2 separate regions of the Mus musculus genome follow, and region 1 is linked to region 2. Evidence: chromatin loops called from intact Hi-C (ENCODE). Cell type or tissue: gastrocnemius. All regions are shown on one strand. Each heading gives the region's core, and the rest is flanking DNA. Links, peaks and the distances in the headings are about the cores only. Region 1 overlaps Gm33031 (a long non-coding RNA gene). Region 2 overlaps Lrrc27 (leucine rich repeat containing 27).

What was found. A loop is a pair of places that touch in the nucleus more often than their neighbours do. Peaks named below come from ENCODE experiments on the same cell type or tissue, not always from the same donor. Only the 100,000 strongest peaks of a DNase experiment are listed, where the experiment ranks them.
Region 1: it touches region 2 in a loop (2.5-fold over the local background); 3 of 42 quality-filtered maps call a loop at or near these places.

What each region holds. Positions count from the first base shown.
Region 1 is chr7:139,585,999-139,594,520 of GRCm38, reverse strand. The region is part of intron 1 of Gm33031 (a long non-coding RNA gene); the gene reads right to left. Among named protein-coding and RNA genes, the nearest start is that of Nkx6-2, 7.5 kb to the right of the region's middle. In gastrocnemius, for the core only: a CTCF peak has its summit at 4,047 (motif pointing left); a DNase peak (open chromatin) is centred at 4,065.
Region 2 is chr7:139,222,881-139,231,402 of GRCm38, reverse strand. It overlaps Lrrc27 (leucine rich repeat containing 27), which reads right to left. Exons shown (of 11, transcript NM_027164.1): 5 at 7,662-7,814; 6 at 5,042-5,402; 7 at 3,337-3,483; 8 at 1,107-1,200. Among named protein-coding and RNA genes, the nearest start is that of Gm32315, 7.9 kb to the left of the region's middle. In gastrocnemius, for the core only: no CTCF peak of the experiment used is centred there; DNase peaks (open chromatin) are centred at 1,378 and 3,836; H3K27ac peaks cover 302 bases.

The DNA.
Region 1 (8,522 bases), core at 362-8,361, 360 kb before region 2:
AGCAGAAGGTTGCACAGGGCAGGTGGGTCTATGTGGGCATTTTTAAGAGCTTCAGTTTAAGACTTTTCCTGCACAGCTCAATCCCTGAATGTCCTGCCCATTTCGGTGAGCTTGGAGATCCCAGACCCTAAATCTTAATGATGGGCAGTGTGCGGAGAGACAGCTTAACCCTAGCACCTGAGTGTTCCTCTTCCGCTATCTTTCTAGCATTTCTGGGAAGCTGGGTACTCAGTGTGCTTGCTGTGGCAGGGACAGAGCAGAGGGCCTCAGGGTTCCTGGGCTGCAATCTTGCTCTGAGGATTGTAGAAACAACGGGACGCAGAAGATTCCTCAGTATAGGGCCCCTCGGGCTCAAAGAGTGCATATCCACACTTCCTAATATGTCTGACAACAACGGTGGCCATTCCACCAAGTTCCCTGCAGAGGTATGCCCCTTCCTACAGGCTGAAATGGAACTTAATGGCTGGAGCTTGGCAGCCACTTCGTGCAATGAGATAGAACTTACATGTGGAGGATGATGGAGTCGCAGCGAGGAACCTGGGTAGCTGAGGTTCCTCAGTAAGGCTGGTAGGAGGATAGTACTCTACCTCATTGCATCACTAACTAGAACCCTGAAGACAGCCCAGGTCCAAAAGCGGGGCTTTGCCTTCCTTTCTGTGTTTGTCCAGCTCCAAAGTCACTTGAGAATGGGCTATGTATCTGGCTTCAGCCAAGGATTCTACCCAGAGGAGAACAGAGAGAAGTGGATGGGGTGTGCCGGACTTAGCTGGGCTATGGAGAAGGCCCAAGCCAGAGAAGTCCGGGTCTCTGCTCCGTTGTTCTGGTGTTCTGCTCTAGCAGCTGTTCAACTCCCTGCCTCCCCACACTCCCCAGCATGGAAAACGGGGAGAGATGCTGAGCATGACAGCAGACAGGAAGAAATGTCCTCAAGTCCTGAGGTGTCCAGACAGAAGCCACCAGGAACCCCAGAGCGCCCCCTATCCCACGTCTAGGCCCTTTGCCTTCAGGGGACAACTAGGATCCTTCCCCCTTTTTTTGTCCCCAGGCCTGGTGGTTCTTGGCTGCTGAATGAGTCAAGGAGATCCTGTCCCACAATTCCCTGTATCACCAAGAAGGGCTGAGGCTGGGCAGCAAGGTACCTCCCACAACACAGGGAATAAATAGTCACTAGATTCACACAATGGGACCCGAGTGGACCCTCGGAGCCTGTTTTCTGTTGGGGTGGCCAAGGTGGAGGGCGAGGCTGACTCTCCAAGCGTTCGGCTTTGAAAATTATCCTAGTTTGCTTTCTGTTGCTGTTACAAATGTCATGACCAAAAGCAACTTGAGGAAGAAACGAGTTTACTTCATCTTACATCTCTCAAGTCACACTCCATCACCGAGAGGAGTCAGGGCAGGAACTCAGGGAGGGAATCTGAAGGAAGAAACTAGGCAGAGGCCATGGAGGAAGACTATTTGCTGGCTTGCTCTTCATGGCTTGCTCAGCCTGCTTTCCTATACATGCTGGTACTACCCACAGTAGGCTGGGCCCACCTACATCAGTCATTAATCAAGAAAATGTTCTATAGGCATGCCCATAGGCCAATCTGGTGGAGGCATTTCTCAATCAAGGTTCTGTCTTCCTTAGCTTATGCCAAAGTGACAACAAAGCAAATCAACAACAACAACAACAGTAAAAACAACAACAATAACAACAGCAACAGCAGCAGCAACAACAACAGGAAAACCTAATGAGCATAGCCAGGTGGCAGTGACATACCACACGCCTTTAATCCCAGCATGTAGGAGACAGAGGCAGTTGGATCTCTGAGGTCAAGGCCAGCCAGCCAGCCATCCTGGTCTACAGACTTCCAGGACAGCCAGGTCTAGTCAGAGAAACTCTGCCTTGAAAACAAACAAACAAACAAGCAACAACAACAACAAACCCAAGGAATTAAAAACTCATGAGCACATAAGGTCTTTACTGAAAGTTTAGAAAATGGTCCAGATGGACAAGGCAGGGATGAAAGACCCTGTGTGCATTCTGTCAACTCTGTGTGTTTGCACTAAGAGACAGTGGGGGAACTTGAGCATTGGAAGGAGTCTGAACTGGAGAGGCAGCAGAAGGTCTGTGTGCTGGCTTTCAGTGTTCAACCTTTGGCTCGAAGACCCTGCAAATTTGCCTCCAAATCAGAAGCACTTTGTTGGCAACCATACTCACCCCCTAGGGTAGAAACCACCCAGTGTTGGGAATTGTTTCTATCTCTCCTATAGAGCAAAGGGAAGAATCATGCCAGACACAGAGAGGAAGCAAGAGATTGTTCATCATGGGCAGTGTCAGGAACCCATCCCAATGGCCAGGGAGACCACACAAAGGAAAGGTCTTTGATGAGTAAAAGGGGTGGTGGAAAGCAGGGGTCAAGGCCAGCGCTGGGGAACACAGGAGTGTGTAGGTTGAGTGTATTGGTTACTGCTTTATTAAAGCTGTGCTAGAACACCATGATCAAGACAACTCGTAAAGAAGGGTTCATTTGGCGTATGGTCCCAGAGGGATGAGAAGCTGTCGCGGTGTGGAAGCATGGAAGCAGGCAGCAATCATGAGGCAGAAGCTGAGAGCTCACATCTTGAACCACAAGCAGAAAGCAAAGATGATAGATACACAGGGAATGCCACAACGTTTTGAAACCTCAAAGCCCCCTCCCAGTGACAGATCTACTCCTCCAGCAAGACCACACCTCCTGAACTTTTCAAACAGTAGCAATGAGGACTAGGTGTTCAAATGCCGAAGACTAAGACGGCTTCTCATTCGTTCAAACTACTACACTGGGCATCTGTAAGATGGCCCATGGAGAATTTAGTGTTGATATGTAAAGACACTGACCTGTCTCACACTTCAGGCCAGTGTTTACAGCACTGCAGACCAATCTGTCCGCCTGCCCCTCTTGCCGCTGACGCCCCTTCCCCAGAGTCCTTTCGTTAGCATTCGATCCAGGCAGGGCTAGGCCCATCCTTCTGTTTTGCTTTTTGCTTGCCTTTGTTTCAAGTGGGTGTGGTTTGGTTTTGTCATCCCAGAGGTCAAATCTAATTTACACATGATAAGATAAAGGGTCCTACCAATGGGCTACATACCCAGCCCTTAATTTCTTGATAGAGGTTCTGCAATGTAGTTCAAGCTAGCTTGAAATTCTCAGTCCTTCTGCCTCTACCTCTTGCATGCAACAATTGTAAGCTACCATCTTGACCCCACAACTACTTGTACTACCATGATGATCCCACAGTTTGGGTTTTAATCATTGTGGCCTCTTAATTTGCTTTAAGATCTGGTTGCTAGACCCTGTTGTTATCTTGTATGTAATTTGAGCATTTGTTTCCATCTTAGACACTGGGAACATTCCTCTCCATTTCCCAGTTGTATTAGATCTCATTTGTGTGTACCCTAAGTACTCGAGGACTTTACCAACATCTACAGGTTTTGTTATTGTTTTGTTTGTTTTCTGCCTACACAGCCTACAAAAGAGAAAACTGGTCTCTGATGCAGAAGTTTGTCTCTCTGAGCTATGGGGACTGACAGCATGCTACTCAACGAAGCATTAAAGTAGGGTGGTGACCGGCCTGCTCTGGGGCTACTGCGGAGGGGGATGAAGTGGCGGGCGGATGTAGTTTAACTCTTACTCACACAAATGCAGCTAAGGGCAGGAATAGTACTAGAGCAGGGACTTCTGCCTCTCCTCCTGAGGGGAAATCTCTTATCCAGCAAGCTGACCAGTCTCCTGTGGTCTTTCTCATACATGAAGTTTCAGGACCACACTGACATCTGTGTGGATAGTATCAGTGCAGAGAGCCAGGCACCAGCCAGTGTCAATGACTGCCGAGAGGTCCAGCATGCAGGGAAGCTAGGGAGGAAAACTGCTGCCCTAGCACCCAGCTTCCTAAAAAAAAAAAAAAAGTGTCAAAGCTTCCTAACTTAAGGGAGCTCAGTTCCTTACTCTTCTGTGTATTTCCTGTGTGAAGAGAGAAGGGTTGGTCACATTGTCCGGCTAGCTTTTCACTGCCACCTGGAGGCCACATGTGGAATGGCTTCTGGCCTCACTACTGTGGTGGGTCAGGCTGAGGCTGTGCTGTGAAACCTGGACCTCAGCAAGAGATGCTGATGATGATAGGCTCAAAGCCTGTGGGAAGTTTGGACAGGCCTGGCCAGAGAAGCAATGTAACCAGAGGTGCTGCCAGCCACCGGGTCAGTACAACAGGCTTAAACACTGGGTCCCCAAGATCAAACTGCCTCCTTCTGGGAGCTCTGGCAGGGCCTGGCTACCACCTTCCTCCAAGGTCAGTGGTTGTTGCGTGCAGAAGCCTCACCACCTAACTGGAAAGTATAGACAGAGTCAGCTGACACCAGCTAGTGGCCATCAGACCTGGGCACTGTGAACAGCTAAAACAGCCTCAAAACTTCCCCTTAGGGCAGCTGCTCTGGAAAGACCCAGTGTCCCAACATTCCCCATCACATAGCCTCTTGATTCTGCCCACTGACTGCTGTGTTGTCTATAAAGTAATCTACTTGGTTAGTGGCCTCTGGACCTAGTTTTGATTTGCAATCAGAGGTTTCAGTGGGGCTCAAGTCAAGGGGCCAAGCCTGGCTGGCTCAAACCCATCCTGATGGATCCTTTTTACCCAGACTGTTCATCTCAGTACCATCTTCCACACCCCACCACCTCCTGGCATCTCCCTTTCCCTGGAATCCAGAGGAGAACTTTGGATATCTGCTGCTGTTTGGTCGAATGTACATATGGTTCCTCCATTTGAGGCTCATAGGACATTGCCCAGAAGAGCTTCTTCCAAGCCATCCCTCCCCCTCATGGCTATAAGCAATGCTGGCTGGCAGCTCAGGGGCCTTTGAGAAAGGTCTCAGGGCTCTCCTAGAGAGGCATAGTACAGGGCTCCCAGAGTGAGCACCAAATATGGGACTCCTAGGGTGAGTCCTATAGTGCTCCTGGGGTGAGTCCCATGGTGCTCCTGAGGTGAGTCCCATGGTGGCCCTGTACAGTTCACCCCTCCCCCCTCATAACTCACTCTCCTCCTTCTGATTATGCTCTTACTCACAGGTCAGGAATATTCTGTGTGTTCCTCATTTCATGTGTGTATTTCCTTATCTACACACACACACACAGACACACACACACACACACACACACACACACGAGCGCACGAGCGTTCAAGCACATGGAGAAATCTACGGCTCCAGCAATTGGGTCTGTCTGAACCTCACCTCACTCAAATCAGTCTTTGAGCTTAAACAAACGCAGCGCTTCCAGGAACACTCAGACAGGGCCTGATCCGTCACGTCTTGCACTCATTTCTGAAGACCTGGCAGGACTCTTATTATTTCTTATTAATAGAAGTGATGAACGTTACCAACAGAAAGCCCCGTGCTGAGCAGCCAAGGCAGCTCAGGGCTGTCAGCTGTCCTGTGATGGTGGGCAATTGGTGGTAGCCTCTGAATATGAACAAGTGTGTTCACTTTGGGTTAACTGGGGTGCCTTCCTTAAGAATAAGGTGTGGTCTGCTCTAGTCATTGTCACGAGTTCACACAGTGTCCCTGGAAAGAGACTCCACCATCTTTACCAGCTGACCAGAGCACCCAAGGAAGGGCAGGGCAGTGACAGTTGGTGACCACAGGGTTTCTGCTTACTTCCTTGTCAATTTCCACCCTTAATGTTATGTTGCCACACTCGGAACAAATGGCACCACCCCGCCAGCATCCTTAATCACAGGATACTATCCTCTTGGTGTAATTCTAAGGTGCATGGTACTCAGCCTCCAACTCACTCCTTTGCTTAGTGCCCATCTCCCATCACAAGGAAGCACCCAGCAAGACCCCCATCCCCCATCCCTAGCCAGATAGGAAGGTGGACAAAAGCCTGGGGATGATAGAAAGAGTAATTACAAGCTAGAATCCTCAGACCAATCAGGATGATTGCCACTGGTCCTCCCCATCACAGGCATGACCAGCTGAGGCTGCAGGGAGCCCCTGGCCAGGGCTTAGCACAAGGATACCCAGGAGAGACCTCCCCAAGATGCTTAGAGTTTGCCTACCTCAGAAAGCACTGACTTTGGCAGCAACTGAACCTCTCACCAGCAGAAAGTCACCTCCACCCTCCACCAGAAAGCCCTCCAAGAGGGCACAGCTCCTGACTGAAGTACACCAAGAGCTCCTCTGGAATAGCACACACACACACACACACACACACACACACACACACACACACACACACACACACACTTGCCATTTCCCCCAGCCGGTTCAACCCCATCCCTGTATCACAGCAGTGATGGCCAGAGCATTAGCCTTAACACAAATCTTTTACCAGGCTCAGCAGTCAATTAGCTCATGTGGCACGTGGTCAGACACCCTGAAGGCCCCCAGAGAGAGCTCATTACACGCGATTGCACATCTGTGCCTGAGAGGCCCCGGGGAATTAGCTCTGCACTGTGATTTACAGCATCTTCTCTTTGTCCTTCCCTGAAGGAGACAAGATTCTTGGACACACACACTCCTCGCCACCCCGTGAAAGAGTGCACCTTGGGTGGCATGTGACTGTCTCCTAGAAAGCCTTAGCCCTCTCCACCTCCTGGCCTTTGCAGTCCCACAGCAGATCTACTTGCTTCCAGGGCAGGCCCTCTTGTGACTTAGGTAATTCTGCTCCATAGCTCCTACCTTGCTTCCCACTTGGTCTTCCAGCACATAGCAGAGGGTGGGAAGCCCAGCTGCCCAGTGTGCCTGGATAAAGCTGTGGAGGAGTTAGATATATTGCCCTCCAAATAAGAAGAACCAGGTACTTTCAACAAATCACAGCACAGGATACCCAAAGCCCAAGGAGAGAGGGCTGGCCCACAAGATGAGGTCAGGGCTCAGTTTTGTGTTATCTCACAACACATTCCTGAGCATTCAACTGCTACCTTAGCAGAGTCATTAGTCCATTGGTTCATCCAAGCTCTTTGAAGCTTGGTACCTGGTGGTGTCAGGGCTGGTCTGAGACCAAAGAATCAACTGAAGAGGGCCAAAGCCCAAACAGCAAGCATCCCAGGAGGGTTGGAAGAAGCAACCAAGATTTCCACCCTCCTACAGAAGGGCATCTGTTGGGAGAGAGTGAAGTCTTTGTCCAGGCACCTTGTAGCAGCCACAGGGACTTGAAGATTAGTGTTCCCAGTGCTGTGAGTCAACTACACAGTGTGGATGGTGAACACCCAGCATCACTCTTGAATTTCTCCTCGCAGAGCTGAAGCCGAACCTTTTGAGACTTCTGGGCCAGAACGCAGGCTCCTACGAAGCCACCTGCATCCTCACACCTGCCCTGACCATCAGCTGGGTCTGGCCAGAGTCAGCAGAAGACATCTAAAGAGTCCTGGCCAGCCTCTTTGCACACTGATAGGAACCTCCTGGTTCCTGGATGGCACCTGGGTATGTGGAGGCACACAAAGGCAGTGTGTTGGAGAGAGATACCACACATCCTTGTGAGGGCACTCCTATTCTCTGTGACTGTTGGACCATCTGGTCCCTCAGTCCTTGTTCAGGTCATGGCCTGGCACCACTCTAGCATCCTAGGCATCTTAGTGAGGTAGTCCTGAGATCTCCACAGCTTCTTCCCCATCCACCCTCTGGCAGGGAAGCTAAGTCCCAAGCAAATCGGTTACCCTCTTGGAGGTCACCCCCATGCACTGGCAACAGGCACCTGTGAATGAATCCTCTGGGGAGCAGAGAAGACCCAGACTTTTCTGTCCTCTACTCCCTATGCCAGCTCTCAGAGGCTTTTCAGCATGTTTAAGTTCAAGGACAGTTTCCTCTCCCAGGACCTCAGTGAAAACACGATAAAGAAGAACAACCCAGTCCAAGGTTGGCCCCCTGCCCCTTTCAGCCTGGATTGATCTTCATACTTAGAAAGCTACAGGAAGACAGGCTTGTGATAGAGACCAGCACCTCTCACAGCTCATGTGGCTGGAAGAATGTGCCCCAGGCCCCAGTTGCTACAGAACAGGCTCCTGGCAGCTGCTGGCAGCACTTTCTCTGGGGAAGGGGTAGTCAGTTTTGCCGAATCATGAAAGGAACGGAATGACAAAATCTTCAGTTCATTATGTTTCCCTGAAGCCGCTCCTACATCAAAGCAGAAGGCTCCTGAGGAAGAGAACTGGGGTGACCGAGGTGGGTGGAGCGAGCACAGGGTGGGACTCACAGGGCAGAAGCTGCCTGGACAAGTTCATCAAAGCCAGCTGGGTTGGGGAAAGGACAGAGAACCCCGACCTCCATAGCCAAACTCAGAGGTCTCACCCTTCCCTGACACCTGGGTCCCCCCAGCCCTTCCTGCTGCTCAGGTAGCTTCCTGACAAGAACCTGACTTCCATCCTGCCTCTGGCCCTCTTTCTCGCCCACCTCCAGCTTCCTATTGTTCCCATAGCAACACCTGTGCTGTTCCAGAGGCCCCCCTCCCTCGGAGCTTCCCTCCCTGGCTCAGTTGAATACCAGGACCCCTTGCTGGGGAGTACTGCCTCCC
Region 2 (8,522 bases), core at 92-8,091:
CAAATCTCTCACTAAACCCTAGGGAGTGAAATCAGATGGAGCTACAACGGATACGAACCACTAGCCCAAGGTATCAGGTCAGGGAAGACACAATGAGACACAAGGGCCCAGCCGGAGCACACCAGACAGCATGAATACTAGCTGACAAGAGGATCCCACTGTGGAGAAGGCAGTAATGGGCGGTCTTCCTTTGGGTCTCCGTATTGCAGCACTAAGGCATGTCTATTCTGAGTGCTGCTCTGAGACCTGGGAAAATATCAACATCAAAGGAAGAGAGGAGGGATGTATGGAACTCTGCATTGATTCTGGAACTTTACTATAGATTCTAAAATTAGTTTTGTTTTTGAAGTGTGCACACTGACCTCATCAGCAGGCCAGCAGAGTGGTTAGAGCAGACTACACGAAGCCTTGGGACCTCCCTCAGCTACTGACTTAACCAATGGCTTGCTAGACATGGGAAGCCGGTTTTGTTTTGTTTTTGTTTTTGTTTTTTTTTTGTTTTTTTTTGTTTTTTTTGACACAGGGGTTCTCTGTTGTAGCCTTGGTTGTCCCGGAATTCACTCTGTAGACCAACCTGACCTTGAACTCACAAAGATCCACCTGCCTCTGCTCCCAAATGCAGGGGTTAGAAGGCCTGCACTGTTGCCTGTCTAGACCCAGGCGCAGAGGATGCTGGGTACATTCTGGAGGAGCAGCCAGTTCCCTGGTGCCGATTGCCCCCTGTGCCCCTCGGGACCAGGATCTGCAAGGGGTGCTGCACAGACACCCTGTGAGACACAGCCTCACAGGGACCCTGGGGTCGGGGGATAATTTGCAAGGCCACTGTTCTTTAGGTCCCAAAGTGGCTGGCACGTGGGTGCAGACTTTAGAGGACGACACCCACAGACACATCTCAGCTTAGTGGTTTGCTCTCCCCCCCACCGAGTCCTTCAGATGGAACCAGTAGTCAGCGAGCAGAGGGCAGCTTCAAAGGCCAGGGCAGCTGCAGTGCTCACAGGATGGGGCTGTATGAGGCACCACTGCCTTAGAGGAATAGCCTGGACGTTGTGTGTGTGAGCCGCGCCCTGCTCACACGTGGGACCGGAGCCACCTCGTCTGCCACGTACCATGTTACTATGTGGAGGTTGGAGTTTACTGAGTTCCCTCCTGGTCCTCATGTGCTGGGTCTGCTCTCGCCACTCCTGCAGAGCTCTCTTGTCTCTGGAGAAGAAGCACGGTCACGTTAAAGTCACAAGCTACAAGATACTTCAAGTAGAGCTGGCAAGGTCTGTCATTTCAGCTTCACTAAGCCTTCTTCTATCTCTCCGTCTGTTCATAGTGAGAAACTGGTAGCCTTTCCCTCCCCTCCCCCTCCTTCAGCTGGGCTTCTTCCAAAACACTTTGAGCAGAGACTGGGGTAGGCAGATCCCAACTGAAAGCCCCTGGATGTAGGCTGCCCTTCATGCTACAGGCTGATACCTTGCTATGGCGGCTGAGCTCCCCAAGTCCCATTGCCAAGGGGAGAATGAGCTAGGCCATGGCACTGGGTCACAGGCTGCAGACCCTGCTGGGGGTCACAGCAGCTTCTCGGATACTTGATGACACACATCTTCCATCTCACTGGACTCCCTGGGGGCCAAGTGAGCTTCTAGGGATACAGAATGTTCACTGTGTCCAGAGTGGTATGGATGGAATGAAGCCTTGTTACATTGAAGCCACCTCTGCTGCCTGCCCCAAGTACACCTTCCTCTGAGAATCCTCTCCAGCCACTGGCTCCATGGCTGGCACTCCAGATCCTGTTCCAGATCAGCCTCTTCTTGCCCTCTTCAGAGAGAGACACGTGGGTACCAGCTCATGCATTCCCTGCCTTGGCCTGGGTCTCCCCATCTCTCTTTTCCATCCTGAGCTCCACCTCCTGTGTGGAGCCTTAGAACTTCCAGGGTCCCGTGGGTTCCAACATGAGTATAGAGCTGGGTTCTCCTCTATGCCTCCTCCCAGGTGTCCTGCCGCCACTGGCCTAGATGGTCCAAGTCTCTAGCCCCCAGAGCTTAGACGGACACCAAATCTTCCGCTTAGCCCCTGGACAAGGGACTCCCATTTCATTAGCTATTTCTCCATCACAAGGTACACCCCTCAGGAAGCTCCTAATTGGGAAAGTGAGGGTGCCTGCCCCCGCCCCCCGGTGAGCTGCTCAGCAAGGGGGCATAAAACAGAGGTAGTAGGACAATGGAGAGAAGTCACCGGTTCTTTGTATACACCGCATGCTCTCAGCAAAGGTGGACAACCCACTGTGGAAGAGGAAACTGACTTCAGGGTGTCTGCTATGCTGCCAGCCATAGGCTACCATGAATGCTACTTGTGGGCAGTGTGTCCCCGGTTAGATCCCAGACAAACAGAGGCAGACTTCCTGATTGTGGCCTCAAGAGGTTTATTTATAGCCAGGCTTCAGGGGGGAGGAGTGGGAGGTTTCAGGGACATGTGCCTGATGTGGCCAGGATCCCTGATCCTGACAGGACAGGGGAGGGACAGTAAGAAAAACTATAACTAAAAGGGAAAGAAGAGGAAGTCAAAGGCAGCATGTGGGATATGGCTAGGAAGCTCACAGAAGCTAAGGACATAGAGAGTCCATCCTCACTTTAACCTGTGCGTACAAATCCACTGGGATCCCCCACTGGCCAAACCCAACCATGAGGTTTGGGGCCCTGTGGTTCTGTGGATGTGGTCCATACCGGCTGGCTGGAGGGTGCCCATAACAGGACACAGCTGGGTTGCCAGTAGAGCTACAGGGCAGAGGAGAATAGCTGTTGAGAACGGTGGGGCTGACAAGCTAGGCACAGAAACCCAAGGGAAGGAAGTGTGTCAGTGGTGTCAGTGTGCCACCGACAGGAGAAGCTCACAGGTGGCTGGTCACTTCTAAGAGCATTCCTTAGATATGATGGCAGGCCCTAGGGATGGGCAGAGGAGGAGAAAGGTATGTGGCCTCTGTGTGTGTGTGTGTGTGTGTGTGTGTGTGTGTGTGTGTGTGTTATGGGCAAAGAGCTCAAGGCACTTGGAAAATGCAGGCAGGCCTTGGGGAGAGGCAGGGGACAGTCAACTGCTCAAAGGATACCCACTAACTATCATGCTGTGCAAATCCCACAAGGAGTCTCTGAATGACTGGGCAAGAGCCTGGGCCTCTCAAAGAACTGTAGGCCACGAGAGATGTGCAAGCAAAGGCTTCCACACGAGGGATGCTGACCCAGCCTGGGTAGGAACTGAAGCCATCAGTCCCCTGATGAGGCTGGAGACAAAACCACACCAACATGGTTGATCATGGGGAGGTCTCCCAATCCTGATGCTATCCCAGCCCAGGCGCACCTCCTCCGTTGCTCCAGCACTGTCTCCTTCTCTTGGAGCTCCTGAAGAGCCGCCTTGTGAGTGTCTTCCATCCTGTTTGCATGAACTGTGTTTTGGTACCCTGAAGGGAGGTTGGGCAAGATGCCTTTGAAGGAGGTGGACCTCTTCCTAAAAATCACAAAATGTTAATAGCTGAAAATGTAACTATATGACGGTAAGCATACTTGCTGGAGAGACAGAGATGAACACATGCAGATGTAAAAGAAGGTTACAGTGTAACACCTTGTCTCAAAAAACCAAAACCAAGACCCCAGCCCCTGCCCTAATAAATAGCAGAAGAGCTTAAAGCAGGCCTGGTGGGTCCACTGCATATTGAAATAGTCACTGGTCCCAGCTACAGCAGTCCAGAGAAAGCCTCAGTACTGACCCATGTCAGTTGAGGACTCTGTCCTCCAGATGCCCATCAGTTACGGAGCTGAGGTCCATAGGAAAGGGCATCCTTAACCCATTCCCAGGAGGTGGCCCAGTGCCAGCAGGGGAGCCAGAGGGAGCGTGCTCACACACCGAATGTTCCAACCTCTCAAGCCACGGCAGTCTCCCGGGGCTCAGCTCTGGTGTCTATGTCGGACACAGAGACACACTTAAGCACTTTTAGAGAGTGGACCATGATTGTCAAGATAAATTGTCATTACCACTCATCACAGTGAGCATAAGGGGGAGGAGAGAGGTCCCTAAGCACCGGAGGAGGATGCTACTGCTCCCATTGCCTGTGACTCAAATTGAGAACATTTCAGTAGCCCCAGGCCACCAAGACCACAGGCCATGGTGCAGGGTGCCAGAACTTTTGGGCTGTGCTGTGTGTGTGTGTGTGCCTAAAGATTTAGATGAATGTTCAAACCCAGGAAGTGCAGAGGCGGTTCCGTGGGTGAAATGTCTGCTGCACAGGTGTGAAGACCTGAGTCTGTCCCCCAGGCACGCGTGTAGAAAGCAACAGCAGGGGCATGCACCTGCCACCCCAGCACTGTGGGGAGGGGGCAAAGACAGACAGATCCTAGGGGCTTGTTGACCAGACAGACTAACAGAAATAGCAATGTGCAGTGAGAGAGGCTGACTCAAAGATCAAGGTGCAGAATAAGACATATGAAGCCATCTCTAGCCTCCAGATGTGCACACAGAGGCAAATATACCCATACATGTGCATATAAACTCCTTCACAATAACATTTACAATGTCCAGAATCACAGCATAGTTAAAGAGCTAGCTGCTCTCCACGAAGCATAGTTAAAGAGCAGTCATGCTCAGACTCCACAGCTTCTGTAGATATGTCCAGATCGAGTCTTAAGCCACTGGTTACTGTCAGTTCTAAGAGTCTGTCACCCTCAGGAGCCCATTAATGTTCCCCGAGATACAATGACATATCTCTGGAGGATGTGTGAGCTGGTCTGAACACGTTCTCATCCTCTCTACACACAGCACCACACAGTTCCCATACACATCAGCTGCATGAATGGGCGTCACACACCGCCCATGAGCTGCGTGTCCTATTCTGCCAAGTGTGTTCAGTGACACTGGTCTGTCTGCTCTGCTCCTATACTATGGCTTGGTCCGATATACCCTAAACAATGGATTTAGAACAGACAAGCACATTAGGATGCTGTGCTTCAGAGAGTCATGAAATAACTTTACAGCTCCGTGGGTCAGGCAGTCTGCCTCAGCAGAGCCTTACCTGACTGCGGGCCATGGCTTCCTGTGCTTTTTCTCCTTGACGTTTAGCGCTGCCTTGAGATTTGGCGGCAGCTCAACAGCCAAGAGCTTCTTCTCTTGAATCTCCACCTGCTCATTCTCCACAATCTCCTGCCTCAGCTTCCAGAAGCGTCTGATCTCCTCCTTACTGGGCCATATCTCGGAGGCGGCGTTGGATTTGCGGAGCTCACTCAGGTCTAGCCTTTCCATAGGTGGGAAGAAGTCAGCCTTCTCCTTCTCCTGGTCTGGGTCATTAAGGCTGTTCTCACTAGGTGAGCCTTTACGGGGCAGAGGGAGCACGGGATACTGAAGGTCATTGCTGCCCATCTTAGGTGCTGAGACTTCTGGTGGAATAAAAAGACATTTCAGTGTTTGTGGAGTCAATCTTCACTATCAACTTGTCTGGATTTAGAATTACCTCAGAGATACATCTCTGGGTCTGTGAGGGTGTTTTCAGATAGGCTTAACTGAGGAGGGAAGACCCACCCTCAATGTGGGTGGCACCATGTTATGAGCTGGGGGCCCAGATAGCTGAGCACCAGAGTTCATCTCTTTCTGCCTCCCAGCTGCAGACACATTGTAACCAGCTGTTTCAAGTGCCTGCTGCCATGACTTCCCCAGAGGGACTATCTCTCCTCAAATCCTGAGCCAGCATGAGCCTTTCTTCTATAAGTTACCAAAATAGGGTGTTTTGTCACTCCAACACGAGACTCTACCTACAGCAGTGGCCAGTAAATCAATGCCACTCTAAGGATCAGCTAGTGGCCAGGTCCAAGGCCTTTGTTTCTTTGCTCAGATGTCTGGGAAGTGAGAGTCCACTCAGGTCTGGACTTGCTGGATCCCACAGGCTGCCACAGACCCACAGCAGCTACTTCGTGGGGGATGGACACACTCTGTCAAAGGCCCTGAGCTTCTTGCACCTCCTCCACCTACTGCATCTTTTGGTCCATGTGCAGGAGGCATCCTCGCCGCCATTATGGGCATTTCTGCTCCCCTCCCCCAAGATATCTTAAATCTTTATTTCAATTAAAAGCTAGCCCATGTGCTTGTTGTTCTTTGGCGATGCTTTGCTGACTTTTAGCTCTGAGGAAAAACAAGTCCAAAGACTGCCAAGGTAGTGTAGCACCAGCCCAGAGGGGACACAGGCTGCAGACTTGCCCTCAGGCACCATGAGCCAGGATGCGCAGGACTGGACAGGAGCTAAGCAGAGTGAGCTCTACCGTCTAGCATCTTCTGGTCTTAGGTGGCAAACACCTTGGCCACTCTTTGACTATTGATCCTCTCCTTGCACTTACATAAAACATGTCAGAACAGGAGTGACTTCCAGTCCCAAACCTTACCCCAGAGCCAGAGTGTCACACTGACTTCTGTCATCTGTCAAGTCATGCGGACCTGAACCCCCACAGCTGTCCCGGTGACACTTCTTGCACCATTTCCTGGCGCCAGACCCAGTGTCTTCCTGTAAGTGTGGTGTATTCAACTTCCTGTGCCGTTAGTCTCCTCCGGCCTCGAGGAGAGCTTTTCCTTTTTCTCTTTCGTGTATTTTCACTTCTGAATGAACAGAATGCTTTTTCACTGGGGTCTGACATGCATGCCCTCAAGGATTCTGCACCATTTGCCCCAGGTGTTGCCTCAGACCTGCTCCAGAGCCCCTAGTACAGTAGCTGCTGCTTCCAGACTCTCACCCCTGTCTCTCTGGATTCTGGTTGCTCCTGCCCCCTGCCCCCTGCCCCCTGCCCCCTGCTCCTGCCAGGCATGCGGTGCCTTCTATTCTGCCTTTCCTCTCTTATCCTGTCCTTGTCAAGCTGTCCTTTAGGAACTTAGGCTGCCATTACAACCTCTCAGAGTTCAGCTTTCCCCTAAATTATGTGCCTTCACATAGGCAGTCTAAGGCACTGGAATTAGGTGCCACCCAAGGAGGAGCCCTCAGCTAAGGTCCTGTGTAGGCACAGGAACCCTTGAGGCCTGGACTGCACACAAGAGTCCCAGGGCCTTGCTAAGGCACAGCTTCTCACCTTCCCTGCTGCCACTCCCTCTAATGTTTCTGGGTCACCTCTGAATCCACCCACAGGCCCTGGGATCCCTGACTCAGAGCTAGGGCCTGACACCAGCTAAGGCCCTTTATGAACGTGATTGCTTCAAAACACTTCAAGACACTCATGGTGGATGACCAAGGCAAAGACTGGTGCACCATTCCCTTCCCCTTCCTTCTCTCTGACTGCTCAATATGTTGACAGCATGGGGCAGTGCATGTATCTCCCACAAGGGTACAACCTGCTTATTAAGCCAGCTCTTAGTATCTAGGCAGGGACAGGGTATGTTTCATGGAGCTTTTTAAAATGCTGTCTGGAGGAGCACAAGGCCCTCTCAGAGCAGCTGCTTGCTTGGCTTGGAGGTAAAGACTGCTCCACTTGCCTTATCCCATGGACTCTTACCTCGCCTACCCAAACAGGCGTGTACTGCTCAGAGTGGATCTGAGCCAGGGCAAGGCATGGTGTTTGGGCCAGTGTATGGGCTAGTCTTTGCCATGCGAGCCCTACAGAAGCTGGGGAAGCCACACACACTCCTAGGTCTCATCTAGTGACAGAAAATTCTCTACAAACCTGGAAGCAACTCATCTCCAGGGAAGGCCTTCTCCACTGAGCAGATGCGTAGGAAGGTGAGGATGGCTACCAAGCCTTTCTGCACAATCAGGCGAGGAGGAAATTCCAGAGGGCAGTGTCTCAGGTTCAGTGCTGTCAGTGTAGTGACCTGCCCTGGAGTGGAGGGGAAATTTCAGTCCTCTGCCCACTTCTTGGAGAGGGACTCAGGAGGGAGAGGAAGGCAGGTGGAGTCAGGGAACTCCTGAGTTCAACGTTATCTTCAGCGATATGGGGAGTTCCTGAGCCAGCTTGGGCTACAAAAGACTGGCTCAGAAGAAGGAAGAGGATGAAGAAGAGGATGAGAAAAAGATGGGGAAATGGGTAATGAGAATTGACAGTTGTTTATTCTTCTGTTTCTGTGGATACAGGGGCTCACTCTACTATTGCCCAGACTGGCCTAGAATTCACTGTGTAACCAAGGCTCTTCTCAGACTCACAGCAAACCTCCTGTCTCAGGTCCCAAGTGCTGGGATTACAAGCACGAGTCACCAAACCTGGTTGGATCAACAATGTCTAAGAACGTCTCTGGGATCCACTCCCCACCCCCGTCTCAAGGCCAGGTGAAAACCAACCGTTGCATCTGTATTTGCTCATGTGAATGACAGACCACATCGCGGTCTTTCCTTCCTCCCATGTTCATCCATTTGGCCACCTTCCCCCACATTCCCACTTCTAGGCAAGCTTCATGGCCAACTGATAATGTCAAGAGGACCAAGGGAAGATCTTCTCCCAAAGATAGCTGTCCATCTTTTTTAAATGCACAGTGCTTCAGTGACACAATGACATGAAGTCACTCCTGTCCTCGTGCTTGCTGCGTCCCTT